2 separate regions of the Mus musculus genome follow, and region 1 is linked to region 2. Evidence: chromatin loops called from intact Hi-C (ENCODE). Cell type or tissue: heart. All regions are shown on one strand.

What was found. A loop is a pair of places that touch in the nucleus more often than their neighbours do. Peaks named below come from ENCODE experiments on the same cell type or tissue, not always from the same donor. Only the 100,000 strongest peaks of a DNase experiment are listed, where the experiment ranks them.
Region 1: it touches region 2 in a loop (7-fold over the local background); 24 of 42 quality-filtered maps call a loop at or near these places.

Annotation. Positions count from the first base shown.
Region 1 is chr6:22,066,951-22,074,950 of GRCm38, reverse strand. All of the region lies in intron 4 of Cped1 (cadherin-like and PC-esterase domain containing 1), which reads right to left. Among named protein-coding and RNA genes, the nearest start is that of Cped1, 85 kb to the right of the region's middle. In heart, CTCF peaks have their summits at 1,988, 3,338 (motif pointing right) and 7,052 (motif pointing right); no DNase peak of the experiment used is centred here.
Region 2 is chr6:21,981,370-21,989,369 of GRCm38, reverse strand. Cped1 (cadherin-like and PC-esterase domain containing 1) reads right to left here and starts at 3,460. Exons shown (of 22, transcript NM_001081351.1): 1 at 2,311-3,460. The coding sequence starts at 2,559. In heart, a CTCF peak has its summit at 4,274 (motif pointing left); DNase peaks (open chromatin) are centred at 2,419, 3,029, 3,449 and 4,099; H3K4me3 peaks cover 2,870 bases; H3K27ac peaks cover 2,026 bases.

The sequences.
Region 1 (8,000 bases), 86 kb before region 2:
GTTCTTTCTCTTGGGTGACACAGCACTATTCTAAAACTGGCTGTAGACTGACCAACGCTGAGTGGAGGAGAAGGCTAAAGAAACTGAAGCATTTGCAAAACACGAAACAGAAGACGAAGAACAGATTCAGTTCACTTAAACACATCATCTTTCTTAGTAATTCTATTTAGAGTCAGAGTAAACATTCCTGTGACAGAAATATTTGGATTACTGGGTCATGAATAGTGATGGCTTCATACTTGAAAAATAAGTACAGCCCTGCATCTCAACTCCATTCTAGAGAAATTTGTTTGTTGAGTCCAATTGTGACACTTAAAGTTCAGTGATGTTAAGCACATCGAATTCCAACATCAAAAGGGGGATAGGGAAGAAGGGAGGGAGGGAAGAAAGGAGAGAGAGGGGAAGGGGGAGGGGGGAGAGGGGAGAGGGGAGAGAGAGAGAGAGAGAGAGAGAGAGAGAGAGAGAGAGAGATCCTATTTCCCAACTTTCTCTCCCCTTTTTACAGTCTACAGTCAGTGAGAGATGCTGTGGAATGAGTCTGCTCCAATAGTACTGCAATGTGTGTGACTTGACTTGAAGAACTGTGAGTGAGGTCTACCAGCAAGGAATCACCCTTAAATTAAAATGAGGTGGATAGCAAGAGAAGTGCCATGTAGCAGGATGACATAAAATTAAGGGCAGCTTTCAGTTCAGTGTTTTGTATTTGATAGACTACTTTTCTATAGACCAGTGTTTTTTCAATCTTTCTACTTCAGTGACACTTTAATACAGTTCTTCATGTTGTAGAGACCCTAATCATAAAATTATATTTTTGTTGCTACTTCATAACTGTAATTTTCCTATTATGAATCATAATGAAAATATTTTTGGAGATACAAGTTTGCTAAAGGGGTTGCTACACGTTGAAAACCACAGATCTAGGGTATACATATGTTTATATGGAGGGCTTTGTCCATATGTGTCTATATGGGTGTCTTCTCTCATTTTCTGACTTGTTTTTAGAGACAAGGGTTCTTACCGAACTTTGATCTCACCAATCGGCTAGACTAGCTATCTGGTATAGCTTTAACTGTCTACTTAACACAACCTAGAATTACCTAGGAAGAGAGTCTTAAATGAAGAATTAACAAAATCAGGTTGGGTTAAGGTCACGATTTTAGGGGTCCTGTCTTGATTGCTTAATTGATATAGGAAAACCCAGCCCACTGTGAGCAGTGCCATTCTCTAGACAGGTAGTCCTGAATAGTATGAGAGAAGAGAAAGCTAGCCTAGAGCAAGGAAGGAAGGAAGGAAGGAAGGAAGGAAGGAAGGAAGGAAGGAAGGAAGGAAGGAAGGAAGCAAAGACCCATGGGTTTGACCTTTCTTCTCTTGACTGTGAATGTGATCTTTAAATTCCTGACTTGACGTCCCCACAATATGAATTGCAACAGTGAATTGTGAGCCAAATAAACCTCTTTCCATATGTTATTTTTAATCACAGTAATAAAAATAAAACTAGACCACTGTGGTGGTTTCAATAAGAATGGTCCCATTGGCTCATATGTTTGAATGTTTAGTCACCAGGTTGTGGGACTACTTGAGATTAGAAGGATTAAGAGGTGTGGCCCTGTCAGAAGAAGTACGCCACTTGGGATGAGCTATGAGGTTTCAAAAGCTCACTCTACGCTATCTGCCTGTAAAAGAGGATGTAGCTCTCAGCTTTTTCTAAGGCCATCAGTACTGCCATACTCCCACCATGCCCCCATCATGATAATGGGTTGACCCTCTGGATCTGCAAGCAAGCTGCCAATTAAATGCTTTCTTTTATAAGAATTGTATTGTTCATGATGTTTCTTCACAGAATTGGAACACTGACCAAGACAAGCTCTTTGCAATATAGTGAAAAAAAATATTTAATGCCCATAAACTTCTCATTGTACACGTATAACATGCAGTATTCAAAGCAATTTAAAGATATGAACCCAGTCCTTCCAGGCCCGGAAGGTGGTGCTATTATACCAGAGAGGCCCAGACCTGAAGCTGCTGTTTGCACTCATAGGAGACTCACCCTTGACCTCTCATCCTTAACTCCAAATATGTGACTACAGCATAAAGCTTCCCACGGTAGGCCTTCCTTTTGCTTGGCAGAGATATCGATAGCTTGAGCAGTTGAGTCTAGTATAGTCACATGAGAAAAGGGGTAATAAGATAAGGTATAAGGGGATCCCTAGAAGATCTCATATAAGCAAGTAGTGAGGCCTGGAGAGTTTTCTCGCTCAAGGCTAGCAATTCTGGTCTGCTGTTGAGTTTCCTAACAAAACCAAACCATCTTCTGCCTGTTGTAAGTGCACATTGCAGTGCTTAATCATAATGCCCATGAGCACTCTATCAGGAGGATTGTGTTATCTGATGACATAATAAAAGCAGAATGAGTAACTAAATGTAATCTCCTCTTAGATCCAGCCATAATAGTTTCTTCCAAATAAATTCTTCCTTAGTTTGGATAATATAATCAGCCTAAAAAATCCAGAATAGTGGTGTAGCAGGAGATATGGATCTGAACATGAGTGCATCTACCCCATAAATAATTATGTGAGGTTAAAGAGGGGCTAGATACAGTCAGTGTCTAATATATAAGTAAGGATTTAATGCTATGTCTTATTAATTTTTTAGGGTAGCTTATCTATAAAACTACCCTGGCATATGAACCCTTACAAAGTCCTGCCAATTTATATTTAAAACAAGCCTCATAGGCAAGCCCGCCTGCATGCCACCACACTCCTGGCCGTGATGATCATTGACTAACTTTCTGACATTGTCAACCAGCCCTAAATTAAATGCTTTATTATACAAGTGTCCCTGGCTGTGGTGTCTCCTCACATCAATAGAACCGTAACTAAGAAACCTTATATGCAACGCATACAGATTTATAATAAAGCTTGCCATACAAAGCATTTTATAACGACCACATGAAGAAGGAAAAATCAATAAAATCATTTCCACTTTATAAGTCTAAAAGAAGGCCAAATGGAACTATTTTACCTAGATTTCCTTACAGCTGAGTGAACACCGAATGAGACCTCTCCTTCTGGTTCCTAGGACTCCTGTCTCCCTGCAGGTTTGAATTGCTGTCAGGGCTTGCATTCTCACAAAAGTGGTTGAGTGAGACACATCAGGCAAGAAGATCCCCTCACTTAATATGGGTGAATTCCTTGCTTTGTCATTCTGGGACAAGGTGACCCTTTGGAATGCTATACTGTGGGCTCCAGGCTCCTTTTCTTTAGTAAAAATGACAAAAAAAAAAAAAAAAAAAAAAAAGAGGAAAAGAGAACATCCTCCATCTGACCACTAGATGGTGCTAGAAGTAGTTTTTAAAAATAGTCTCAAAAATTATATATGCGATGAATCACAGGGTTTGAAAGATGTTTGCTGTATAATAGAGTCTATGCATCTCTCACAAACAGGAGCACGTCTACCCCATCATCAAAGGGGAGAACTCCTTTCAAAGCTACTCTCTTATTCAGTTAATTACATTTCTGACAGGACAGGTGTCCTTTCTAATCACAACTCTAGCTCAGAAGGCAAGATTCTGATTCTGCGTAGGAATCTGCATGCATGTTTCATTTTCCATATGCTTTGCTGCGACTTTCGCTTTCAGTTGCTATCACGATTAGTTTTCAATGTGACATGTTGGAAGAGACCAAATGCCTGCGCCAAGGCATTAGTCTTAATAAATGTGTCTTATTATGCATACACCCTACAATGCGATGTTCTAGAGATGAGCCACAACAGACATGATCTCAGGAGCAAATCTCTGCGACATACAGCCGAGGGAGGAGGCCACGCACACGTCAGTGAATGCCTCACATTAATGGACTCTTATTTTCTAATGCTGGAGATTTGTTCAAGTCAAGTCAGTGTCCTGGTCTCTATGGCTATGAAAATGAGTGAACCCTCGAGTGTCTCGAAATTACTACTGTTTTCTTCCATAACCGTTCCAATACTGTTGAGAGCAAATATCTTTCTTTACTACCAGAAGAAGGCTAGGGGAATGCTTGATTTGAAATTCAACATCCATTGTATATCTCCCCAAACCACTGACCTCTCCCACCCCTGTGTGTTTGTGTGTGTATATGTATGTGTGTGTATGTGTACGTGCACATGTGTATATGTGTGTGTGTGTGTATCTGTATGTATTGTATGTGTTTGTGTGTGCATGCGTGTGTCTGTCTCTATGTGTGTGTATGTGTGCATGTGTGTGTACAAGCATTTGTGCACATGCATGTGTGCACATATGTGCGCATGCACATGTGTGTGTGTGCCTGTGTATATATGTGTGCGTATCTGTGTGTATGTGTGTGTGCATGTGTACATCTGTGTGTGTTTGTGTGTATATATATATGTGTGTGTGCACATGTGTGTGTGTGTATATATGTGTATGTATGTGTCTATGTATCTGTGTATATGTGTATATACATGTGCCTGTCTGTGTGTGTGCAGGTGTGTGTGCAGGTGTGTGCCATGCATCTTCCTCTATCATTTTTGAGATAGGATCACTAACTGGGCCTGGAGCTTCTCACTGGGTTTTGCCTGGTTGGCCAGAAAGCTCTGTGGATCCTACTTTTGCCCATCCTAGTCTTAGGATCACAAGCGTGTACAGCTGTGCCTGACTTTTCACATAAGTGCAAGGGGTAGGTTTTTACTGCTGTGATAAAACACCATGACCGAAAGTAACTTGGGAAGGGAAAGGTTTGTTTCAGCTTACAATTCTCAGGTCGCACTCCATCAGTTAGGAGAATCAGGGCAGGAACTCAGGGCAGGAACCTGGAGCTAGGAGATGAGGCAGGACTTCCAGGGGCCCTGCATGCAGGCTAAGAGATGCAGGAGCGGGAGAAGGAGAATCACCATGCTTCAGAAGGAGAAAAGCCACCAGTCACGTGAGATCTAGGGTAGAGTGGCCATTGGCCACTTCACCGACTGGGCCTGGGGTAGCAGGTCGGAGTTTAGAAACAGAACTAAGCTGAGGGAAGGTTTAGGGCATTGAGCTGGGACTAAAGGTAACTGAGCAACTGAAGCTAAGGGCAGATTTAGGGAGCTGAGCTAGGAGCAAAAAGAAGGGTATGACAGCCAAAGGAGGTTTAGAAGAGCCTGGCCATTGAGCTAAAGCAATATAAAAATAAGCTGGTGTGTGTGTGTGTGTGTGTGTGTCCGTCCACAGATCCAGAGGAACCCGCCAGAGGCTTAAAGTGCTGTAGCAAAGACTACATACAACAGTAGAGGTTCAGAAAGAGATCAAGGTGGAGATCTTGCGATTTTGTTCCTAAAGGCAGATGCACTTTGGATTTACTAGGTAACAACCAAGTTCTTTGTGCTCCTGTTATTCCTTTGCGTGACAGAGTAGCTGACAACGCTGCACTAAATTACAAAATAAAAGAAAAAATAGACAAAGGTCTGAATATTAGTCAAAACTACTACATTTCTTCCTTTGAAACTCTCAGGTTTTGCTTCTTTTTTTTTTCTTCGGTGTTCAGATCTAAATAAAAATATCCACCAAAGTCCGCTGCAATCCAGACAGGGGCTCTTCCTCGCTGGTCTAGGTTTAGTCGCTGTGTCTCACACATCCTCACTCTCCTTTGTATGGTACATGCATAAAAGAAACACAACAGTTAGCGAGATTCATTTCCTCTGGCTTGAAGGCAGAATCACTGAAATGAAGAAACTGCCTGGGGAACTAACCAATGAGAAGAACAGAAGAAACCTGGGAGAGATACAGAGAGAGGCTTCTCACCATTGATTTCCTGCTCCATCCTTGGGCTGTCAGCACTGAGATGCTCCTCCAAAGAAACACTGAGAACACATCTGAAGAGGACAAACTGCAAGCCTGCCTGAGAGAAGTGCTCCAACCTGCCTACATAAAGACCAACCAACAACCCGAGAAAGGGCTCAATTGTCTGCTGCTGCTGCTGTTGTAGTGTTTTTTAGTTTGTTTTTGTTTTTGTTTTGTTGTCTTTGTTTTTCGGAGCATTGAGGTAGAAAGACCTTTGGCTACATGGGAAAGCTCCCACAAGCAGTTTCTGCTGCTGGAGATTTGTTTATAGCTTTCTAGCATACATGTGGATAGGAATCTAATACTTCTTATTTTAAAAAAAATGGCTACAACTTGAAGGAATGAGATGGCTTCCCTACTTCTCTGGCTCTTGGTTTCTGACCTGTAGCATTAGATCAATAGTTACATCACAGTGAGGAAGTAGGTAAGCCAGTCTGCATTGGCAAACCCCTCTGATGATTGGCAGGGCTCTCCAGCCATTACTCCAACACTCTCCACTAACGACCTTTCCATTTTCAATAATCTTTAACATTCAAAACGGTGGTGATGATTACGTTGTATCACTTTCCTCTCCCGTGGCTGCTGCAAAAGGTCTCACAAATGCAACTTAAGATGGACAGGTTTCATGGAAGGAGTTACAGAGAAAAAGTTTGGAGCCGAGACGAAAGGATGGACCATCTAAAGACTGCCATATCCGGGGATCCATCCCATAATCAGCTTCCAAACGCTGACACCATTGCATACACTAGCAAGATTTTGCTGAAAGGACCCTGATATAGCTGTCTCTTGTGAGACTATGCCGGGGCCTAGCAAACACAGAAGTGGATGCTCACAGTCAGCTATTGGATGGATCACAGGGTCCCCAATGGAGGAGCTAGAGAAATTACCCAAGGAGCTGAAGGGATCTGCAATCCTATAGGTGGAACAACAATATGAACTAACCAATCACACCCCCCCCCCCCCCAGAGCTGGTGTCTCTAGCTGCATATGAATCAGAAGATGGCCTAGTTGGCCATCAGTGGAAAGAGAGGCCCATTGGTTGTGCTAACTTTATATGCCTCAGTACAGGGGAATGCCAGGGCCAAGAAGTGGGAGTGGGTGGGTAGGGAAGTGGGTGGGGGAGCATGTGGGGGACTTTTGGGATAGCATTGGAAATGTAAATGAAATAAATACCCAATTAAAAAAAAAGATTTATTTATTTATTTTATATAAGCACACTGTAGCTGTCTTCAGACACACCAGAAGAGGGCATCAGATCTCATTATGGATGGTTGTCAGCCACCATGTGGTTGCTGGGATTTGAATTCAAGACCTCTGGAAGAGCAGTCAGTGCTCTTAACCACTGAACCATCTTTCTAGCCTACAAAGTGTTTTCTTTTGAAAATAATTTAATAAGAAGTAGTTTGCTCAATGTCCCATCACTTGCAAATGGCAGAGAGAGGTTTTTTTGTTTTGTTGTGTTGTTTTGTTTTTTAATGCAGATATACAGTTTCCCCAACACCTTTTGTTGAAATAGTTCTTTTCCTTTACAATAAAAGTCTGAGCTTTTGTTGCAAGTCTTCTGATCATCTTTATGGGAGTTTATGTGTTCTGTGATCGAGCTGATGATCTGTGTCTCTTTAGGAATTATGGTTTTATAGTTATCAGAAATCAGGAATCTGAGACCTCTGTGTTTTGTATGGCTTTTTTTCTTCTTCCCAATTTCCAGATTGTATTGGCTATTTAAGGCTCTTTGAGATTCTATACACATTTAGGCTAGATTTTCCTGTTTCTGCACAAAAGGCCACTATGGTGCTGATGATAGGATCAGCAGATCACCTTAATATTACAGACTTTTAAAAAATAAGCATTAAGCCTTTTACACAATAAACATGGGATGGACGGGTTTACTTTGGCTTTCCGTTTAAGGGTACAGCCTATGGGGTAGCAGCAGGTGTGTAAGGTCACAGCTCCCATGGCACCCACAGTAAGGAAATAGAAAGAGATAAATGCTCGTGTCCAGCTGCCTTTCTTCTTGCCATTCAGGATGGAGGCCCAGCTGGGAGACAGTGACACCACATTCAGAGTGGATCTTCCTTACTTAATAAACATCCTCACAGAACTCCAGTCAGGTTAATGCTAAGGACGAGCCATCTCATCACAACTAGGGGTGATGATCTTGTACTGAAGTTTAGTGCTAAAATGAGGTTCCACC
Region 2 (8,000 bases):
TGTTTGGTGTTTGGCATTCTTTTGGTTGAAGAAAATTCTAGAGTGAATTTTTTTCTTTTTTTTTTTTAACACCAGCAGCCAATAAGTTTCAGATGTTTTCCAAGAAGCAGGCTTTCTGAAGCTGAAGTGGAATTTTCTGTGCCGGTCTACAAATAACAGTTAACATATGCGTAAGTCACAAACGAGGCAGGACTCAGGAAATGCCTAGTAAGGAAGTAAAGGAAGCTAAAAGTTAAGTAATAAAGCGTTTCCATCTACATTTCCTAGGAAACATTGAAGCATTTAAAGAAAGATGTACCCCACCTACTTCTCAAGGACATCGCTATTACAAACCGCCAAAAGGTGGCTTTAAAATGAAGGAAAAGCAGCTTTGAAATTCAGTGACATCTGTCATAAATTCAAAGCGTTCAAGAAAAATAACAAAAAGAAAAGTTATAGTCTCATAAATTAACCAAAAGTAGACTCTTCCGTGACTTCATAGCATCTAGAGATTGACTCACACCGTGAGTTGAAGCCTCCTTTAAAGATGGCCCTGCCCTTGTCATCTGTCATCGTCCTCTGTCCATGAGTCAACACAATCTTCATAGTTTTGCTAACAAGTGAACGCTCTTCCGTGGCGGTCTTCAAATGCTCACCATCTTAATCTACAGTGACTTGGTGGGGGTTCTTCAAGTTGTGGCTTCAGAAATGATTAGGCCAATGGTCGAGTTCGTTTTTTCTTTAGAGCATATATTGTGGTAGAAACCAAGCAGCCTGATTTCTCTGGGATGCAACAGGGCATCCTGCTAGCCATGTGGATCACTTGAGCATCCTTCAGTGACAGCCAACTTGAGTTTAAGAGAAACCCTACTCGCTTCCTACCTACTTACCTATCTACCTGAGCTATGAGCCTGAAAAACACCACAGTGTCCCCCGAGGTGTCAGTACTGACAACAGCAACCATGCTGCCACCCAAGATAAAATTCTGCTCCAAGTACTATTAAGCAGGCTCAGAAACTCCCCCCAAGTCTACATAGATAAAAGGCACCTCCTGCAGGTCCCAAAGGTATCTTGCCACCCAGTTCGGTGGGTTTTCCATCACGACTTCCCAAATAATTTGTTTTTCACCTCTTTTAGTTTTCTTCTTTATACTTGACAATGAGGGGCCTGCATTTGTCTGGCAGGCATGAACAGAGTGCAGTAGTAAAATGGACATTTTATGTTCCCTGGATTTGTGTTGTACCCTATACTTCACAAGTAAAAATAGTGCAACTATACCCTCGGTATTAATACAGAATGATCTGTTTCCAACTCTTTGCTTTCTTTCTTTGTTTTCCTTCCTTCCTTCCTTTCTTCCTTCCTTTCATTCTTTCTTTTCTTTTCTTTTCTTCCTTCCTTCCTTCCTTTCTTTCTTTCTTTTTTCTTTCTTTTCTTTTCTTTTGCCTTCCTTCCTTCCTTCCTTCCTTCCTTCCTTTATTTTGTATGAAACTGTGTAATATAGCTCAGGCTGGACTTGGGCTTACAATGTAGTTAGCCAGGCTGGCCTTGAACCCCTGGCCCCCTTCTCTGCCTTTCTAGTGCAGGATTATAGGTAGTCCACCACACCAAGCATAAATGCACACTTTAAAAAGAAAAAGCCTCACTACTTGACACAGGCAGGCCCAGAACTCTTCATGTGAAGCAGGCTGGACTGAAGCGTGACATAATTTTACTGCCTCCGCCTCCTGAGTGCTTAGAGTCTAGGTATGGACCCAATACTGGACCAGTGTTCTCCTAATTCTATGAACAATTAAACCCCATGTCAAGTATTTTTAAGAAGCATATGATACTATATTCTTTTAAATTCTTCCGAAATAATTAGTTTGGAAACATAGTCACCAACTCAGAATCAACTTAGCAGGTCTTGACATGGAACTCTGGAGGAATCCTTGAATTTGGGAGTCTTATCATTCATTCTCTTGGATTTAAGAAAGAGATACGGACTTTTTTCTTTCTTTCTTTCTTTCTTTCTTTCTTTCTTTCTTTCTTTCAGATTTTAAAACTGACTTTTGTTTCTGATGTGTAAATCCTCAGCTCTCGTAGACTTCTAACATCTTAAAAGCGATTTTCCCTCACTGCAATGAAGGTAGCCTCTAAAGGATAAAGGGCAGAACTCTTTAAGTAGGTTTAGGAAGTTTGGCAGCTTATGTAATACCTCTCCCAGTCACCGGGTCACTCCGCACTGTTTTCACTCTGGCTCCCATTCGGACCACATGGAAGTTAATTTTAGTTTTGCAGAAAGGAGAGAGAGGCCGACCACAGACGCCCAGGATAAACTCAACTCAGACTTACCTTCCTGGTTTCCTGGGTACTCGCAGAGAGAAGGAAGCATTGTTTGTCCTGCCGGTATCCTTCTTCACATCTGCTAGCCTGAGTTTGAGAGGGTGTGTGTGGGACAGTGCCAGAGACGTCCGCTGCAATCTTCTTAGTCCCTCGGAGTGTCAGGGTCTGGTAAAAGAGACAGATCGCCACCACCAAACCCACCAGGAAAGGTCGGGGGCAAAATCGCCGGCGACAAAGGAACCCGGGTCGACAGACCATGACCAGTCCAGGATCACTTGGCCCCTGGCCACGTTGTCAGTGTGAAAAAAACACACATCTGTCTTCTTTTTACACAATTCCAATCAAGTTCGCCCCATCTCCGCTTGAAAACTTTCCGAAGGTTCATGCCAAAGATTCATAGGACCCAGCGGTCAGAGGTGGTTAATAGCCCTTAAATGAAGGACAGTAAGAAGTGACTGGCCAGATTTTTTTTTAAGATGTCAAAATAAAGATAGTTATAAGAAATCATCCGAATGCATCCCCAGCTACCAAGAGTTCCTTCCGGTAATGCCTTACTTCCACAACATTCTTAAAGTCAGGAGTTCAGCTTGTCTCCTCTTTTGGGGCAAAAAGAAAGCACCGTAAAGCGGGTCTGGAGGCAGAAACCAGCCGAAGACGCAGTCGATTTAACGCGAAGTGCCTGTTGCACAGCTGGGCGCCGGCCAGGTTGTCCTAGCAGTTTCTCATTTTCCCTCCGGTTTTAAAGCCATCCCGCTCCCAGCCTTTTATGTTGTAGAACTGCTGCTTCCTTTCGTTCAGTTTTAAATTGCCACTTTGCTGCTAGCATTCACGGCTTTTAACATAAAAAAGGGGGATAGCAGTTTGGCTGTATGTGGTTACTGTCAGGGCTTTGCTTGCGTTTGGTCTCATTCCGTTTCAAGTTCAAAGTTCTGTGTACTTACTCAGTTTTCATCCTTTTAGCCAGATTTTTTTTTTTTCATGATCCCCTAATGGATTGCTGATCAAAATCACTTGGAAGGAAACACCCAGGCGTAGGACTCCGCTTCATCTCACTCTCACGCACGGACAGACACGCGCAGACTCGCGGAGACACGCGCGTGCCAGCTGCACACAGGGCCGAGAGCCGGAGGACCTGGGCCATCGCTGCCACCCAGGCCGAGCGGGGCGGAGCTAAACTAAGGCTTTTTCTGGCCTTGGGGGCTGTCCGAGCCGCGTTATAAGTTTCTGCCCCAGCAAAGGGTAGGCTACTAATGTGCATGGGAACAGCAGTTGGCACCCATATCCCAACTTGGAACGTGGCTACCTATCCAGACCCGCAGAATTAGAAATATACTTGATCTCTGATCCTCTGTGTCACTGCGTTTTCCTAATACAGAATAACAAATGGCTTCTAGTCAATAGATGCTAAAGGTCGAGGAAGAGATGAAGGCCGACTCTGAGCTAACCGGGAGGCTTATCACTCCAGGGAATTGTGGTCTCGCCTAAGAGGACAAGAGAGTCATCCGGACAGTCTGGACCACTGAAGAGGAAACATTCCGTGTAACTAAAAGTCCCCTCTCCATTCCAACAGAGTCCTTCCGCCGTTATTACCGCTCTGTGGTTCTCCGAGGCAAATAGTCTGATGCCTAGCTCTTCAAATGAACTGACTGTAGTAGGTATTGAAGTTCTAACTTTTGCCCAGGAGAAAGGAGTACCCAGCAGGCTTTTTAATTCCATACCAACCCTCTCACGGGCATCACTTTTGGCTCAGCAGGATGAGGGACCACCGAAGAGAACCTCCAGGTTCTTGCTTTGGCAGCTCTAGGAACGACTAGTTTAAGCTCACGGGGACATTCTTCAAATACCTAGATGGTTTCTATACTTTAGGTCTAACCAAACTTCTTATAGGCAGATGTTCTCCCTTGAGGCCACACCCCTAGAGTAAACCCATTCCAGACTCAGAGATTACACTCTAATATTTTGTGAGAAAGAGCGCCCCCTAGAGGTTCACAGCTACAAAAGATTCAGAAAATGGACATCTCTTGCTAGTAAGAAACTTGAGTCAGCTTGGGATAGATGAGCAGAGAGAGAGGAGGGGGAGGGAGAGGGAGAGACACAGACACAGAGAGAGACAGAGACAGACACAGAGAGAGACAGACACAGAGAGAGACAGAGACAGAGACACAGACAGAGAGACAGAGAAGGAAAAGGAGGAAGAAGAGAAGAGGGACAAAAAAGAAAAGAAAAAAAAACAAAAGAAAAAATAAAAAAGAAAAGAACAGAATAAAAAAACAAAAAAAGAAGAAGAGAAGAGAAAAGGAAAGTTTGCACCTTAAAAACAAATTAATTAGGTCAATATAGAATAAACAATAACTTACCTCAGTCTATTTACATATAGTCTATAAAATGTTTTACTACTATTTAATATATAAATTCAGTCTTCAATACCATGACAAATAAGGGAATGGGAGAAAATTAACCTGGTTTTCACATATAGACATTGAAAGAGCATCACTGCTGCATGCCACAGGTTTTGTGTGGATGTAATATATTTTGAAGGCCAATAGGAATTACTAGACCTCTAAACTGGAATGGTTTCTATGTTAATAAGACCCAGAGTATGGTAAAGCTGTTTACTGGGTGTTATGAGCAGTATAGGTAGTTGTTAATTATTAACCCTAGAATTATGAAAAAAAAATCAAGTTTTGAGGAAGGAAGAATCCTTTTTTTGGAGGGAGGAATTATTAAGTCACTGAGTCAGATTACAGAAGAGTAAATTGGATGCTAACTAGAATTGCCTTTAGGTTGGGAGAAGGGAAACGCAACAGAAGAGAAAAAGTTTACACAACATTGTAGCTTTCTTTTGGCTAAGAGGAAACTAGAAAGGATTCTGATAAGTTGAAGAACTCAATTCCCTATCTTGACTACAGAGTCCAAGGGAGCAGAAGACAGTAGTAATAATATTAGAAATAGTTATAGTATTAGAAAAAGAAGGGGTTAATTAGAAGAAGAACGTGGCAAAGGAAGCACAGCTCCCGGTGGACTGAGACTCCTGGGACCACATCAGATGTTAGAGTCAATCCACTACGGACATAGATCATCACACTCACCACCTCTTACAAGCTGTCCTGAAATAAATGCTTTGGAATATGAAATCTAAGTCCATCATTTGTGAGATCAGAGTCCCCCCTCCGAGTACTGATGGCCCAGGTGAGATGGTCCATGGAAGGCACCTAAGCATCCTGAACAGCTGGCAGGTGGATGAGAGCGGATGCACATCTGTTAGGTGCTAGATCCTCAGGCTCAGTCCGAGCAGAGCTTAGAATGTGGTGAGGTGTCGGACTCGTGAGCAGATCATGGAAATGGTGAGCCACGGGGAACACAAAAGAAGCAGATACAAACTCTGTCCCTAATTGTTCTCTTTCCATTATTCTTTGTGATGAAGGGGAACAGACGGTTTGAGAGGATGGCTTTAGTCATGCCTGACGATCAAATATTGTGTTCTCAAAGTCACAGTTTTGATGGCTAGATAAAGATAGAGATATTGGACATATTAACGCAGCACCCTGCAATGTTTCTATACATGCATGTAGCATGTTATTTACAAGTCAGCCTAAACATATATAATGACTCAATGCTTATCATTTCTTTGGGGTAAAAACATTAAGAATTTTGCCTTTAGGTTCCTCACAAATGGGATCATATGGGCTTTACTTTTTATACTCGTCCTTTCCCACCTAGCATAATGATCTCCAATTCTACCCACATTGTTGGAAATAACAGGATCTCATTCTCTTCTTTTATTGGAATAAAATGATGTAAGCATAGCTCATTGTCTTCACTCACCAGCTGAAGAACACAGTAGTCATTTCTATCCTTGGCTGTTTTAACTAATGCTGTGAACAAGAGTGCGGATGTCCTTTAAACACATTGTCTTGTATCCTTGATTCTGTGCCCAGCAATGGCACTGAGTGACTGATAGTAGTTCTATTTTCAAAGTTTTGACACATCTGCAGCCCTTTTCCCCACTAGCTGTAGTAACTTACATGGTCACCAACACTCCACATTCTTACCGTTCTTGCCATTTTGGCCTTGTACCATGACCATCCTAAATGGGGTGAGGTGGCATCTTGCTATGGTTTTGATTTGTGTCTTCCTGGCATTAGAGAAGCTGATCACTCTTCTAGATGCTAACAAGTGATTTGACCTCTTCTTTTGACAAATGTCTAAATGCAACCATTTTTTTCCCAATGGAATTGTTTTGTTTTTTGCCATTGAGTTCTTTGTCTTCTTTCTATATGAGTTATATTTGAGTGGGAGGCTAGGCAGAGTTAGATTGGAGTCTATACAGGAAACAATAAAGACAGAGACCATATTGGCTCAGTGGTGGGAGTGGGAGGGCATATCTGTAGTACAATTGTGAACCTGGGGTTTTGGCATTGTTTCAAACCAGATGCTTTTGTGATCTAGTTCATAAAGTAACCTTTACACACACACACACACACACACACACACACACACACACACACTTCTTTAAAAGTAGGCATTTAGCAGCATTGTGAGGAGAGAGTGGCAAACATGTACTCTAATATCAATGTTGTACAACATAGAACAATCTTCCACAAAACAAAAACCTTCAGTGTTCTTTCCAACATATAAAATATGATCTTTTTATGACACATATAGCTACTTTTGGTTTTGGTATGCACTTGAGGTACTTGAGTTTGACTCAAATATTCAATGAAGGCTTATTGTTTGGGAATCAAACTCAGAGCCTTGGACATAGTAGGTAAGCATTCTACCACACACCTACCCACAATCCTTGGGTTTTGTTTGTTTTTTGTTTTCTGTTTGGTTGGTTTTGGGGACAAGGCCTCACTATGTGGCCCATGGAGACCAAGAGCTCGCTATGGACCTCTTATTTCAGTTTTCCAATTGCCCAGCTTATGAAAACTGCATTTTAAGGTATTGATTTTTAAAACCATGTGCAGATAAAAATATGTGTAAAAAGATTTCAGTGCTGGACCAGGGATTCTCTGAATTTCAACTTCATCATAAACCAGGGGCACCACGATCAATAGATGGCCTCAAAGGTCACCTGGTGATCCAAAAGTTTTGTTTCTGTAACACCTTTCAATAGGAACAACCTCTCTGATGCAGTCTTCCGAGCCCTGCTGGCTTATGTCAGGGAATAGCTTTTCTCTACAAGAAGGTCCTTGATTGTGATAGTGTAAAATCTGGTTGCAACTACTCACGGTGGTGTCCCACGTCAAATCTTGGGAATGCTGTTAGCAGTAAGTGGTCCGATAAAAATCAGACTGCCTTCTCAGCTCTTATCATTTCTTATGCTGTGCTCTGTCTTGAATTTTCCCAATAAACTCTAAATACGAGTTGGTAGTTTTAAATCATGAGTCATGTATTAATTAAATCTGTTCAAAGGTATCCTAGACACTATGGAAAACAGAAGACATGTGACAGATACTATAAATGACTAGGGTATGACACACCGATAAAACTGGTCCAAGCAGGATGACTTATCAGCTTCAAAATCTTAGTGGTCTAATGTAGTAAAGCTCACATGTCAACTTTCTATTACTTCTCAGTTTCCTTAAGACTTTTGATGACCTCACAGACTCTTAGATATCCACTGAGGGTCTCTACAACTTATTAGCACAAGAGGAACAAGAAAGAACTGGTTATCTCTTAGGAGGAGAGCTTCA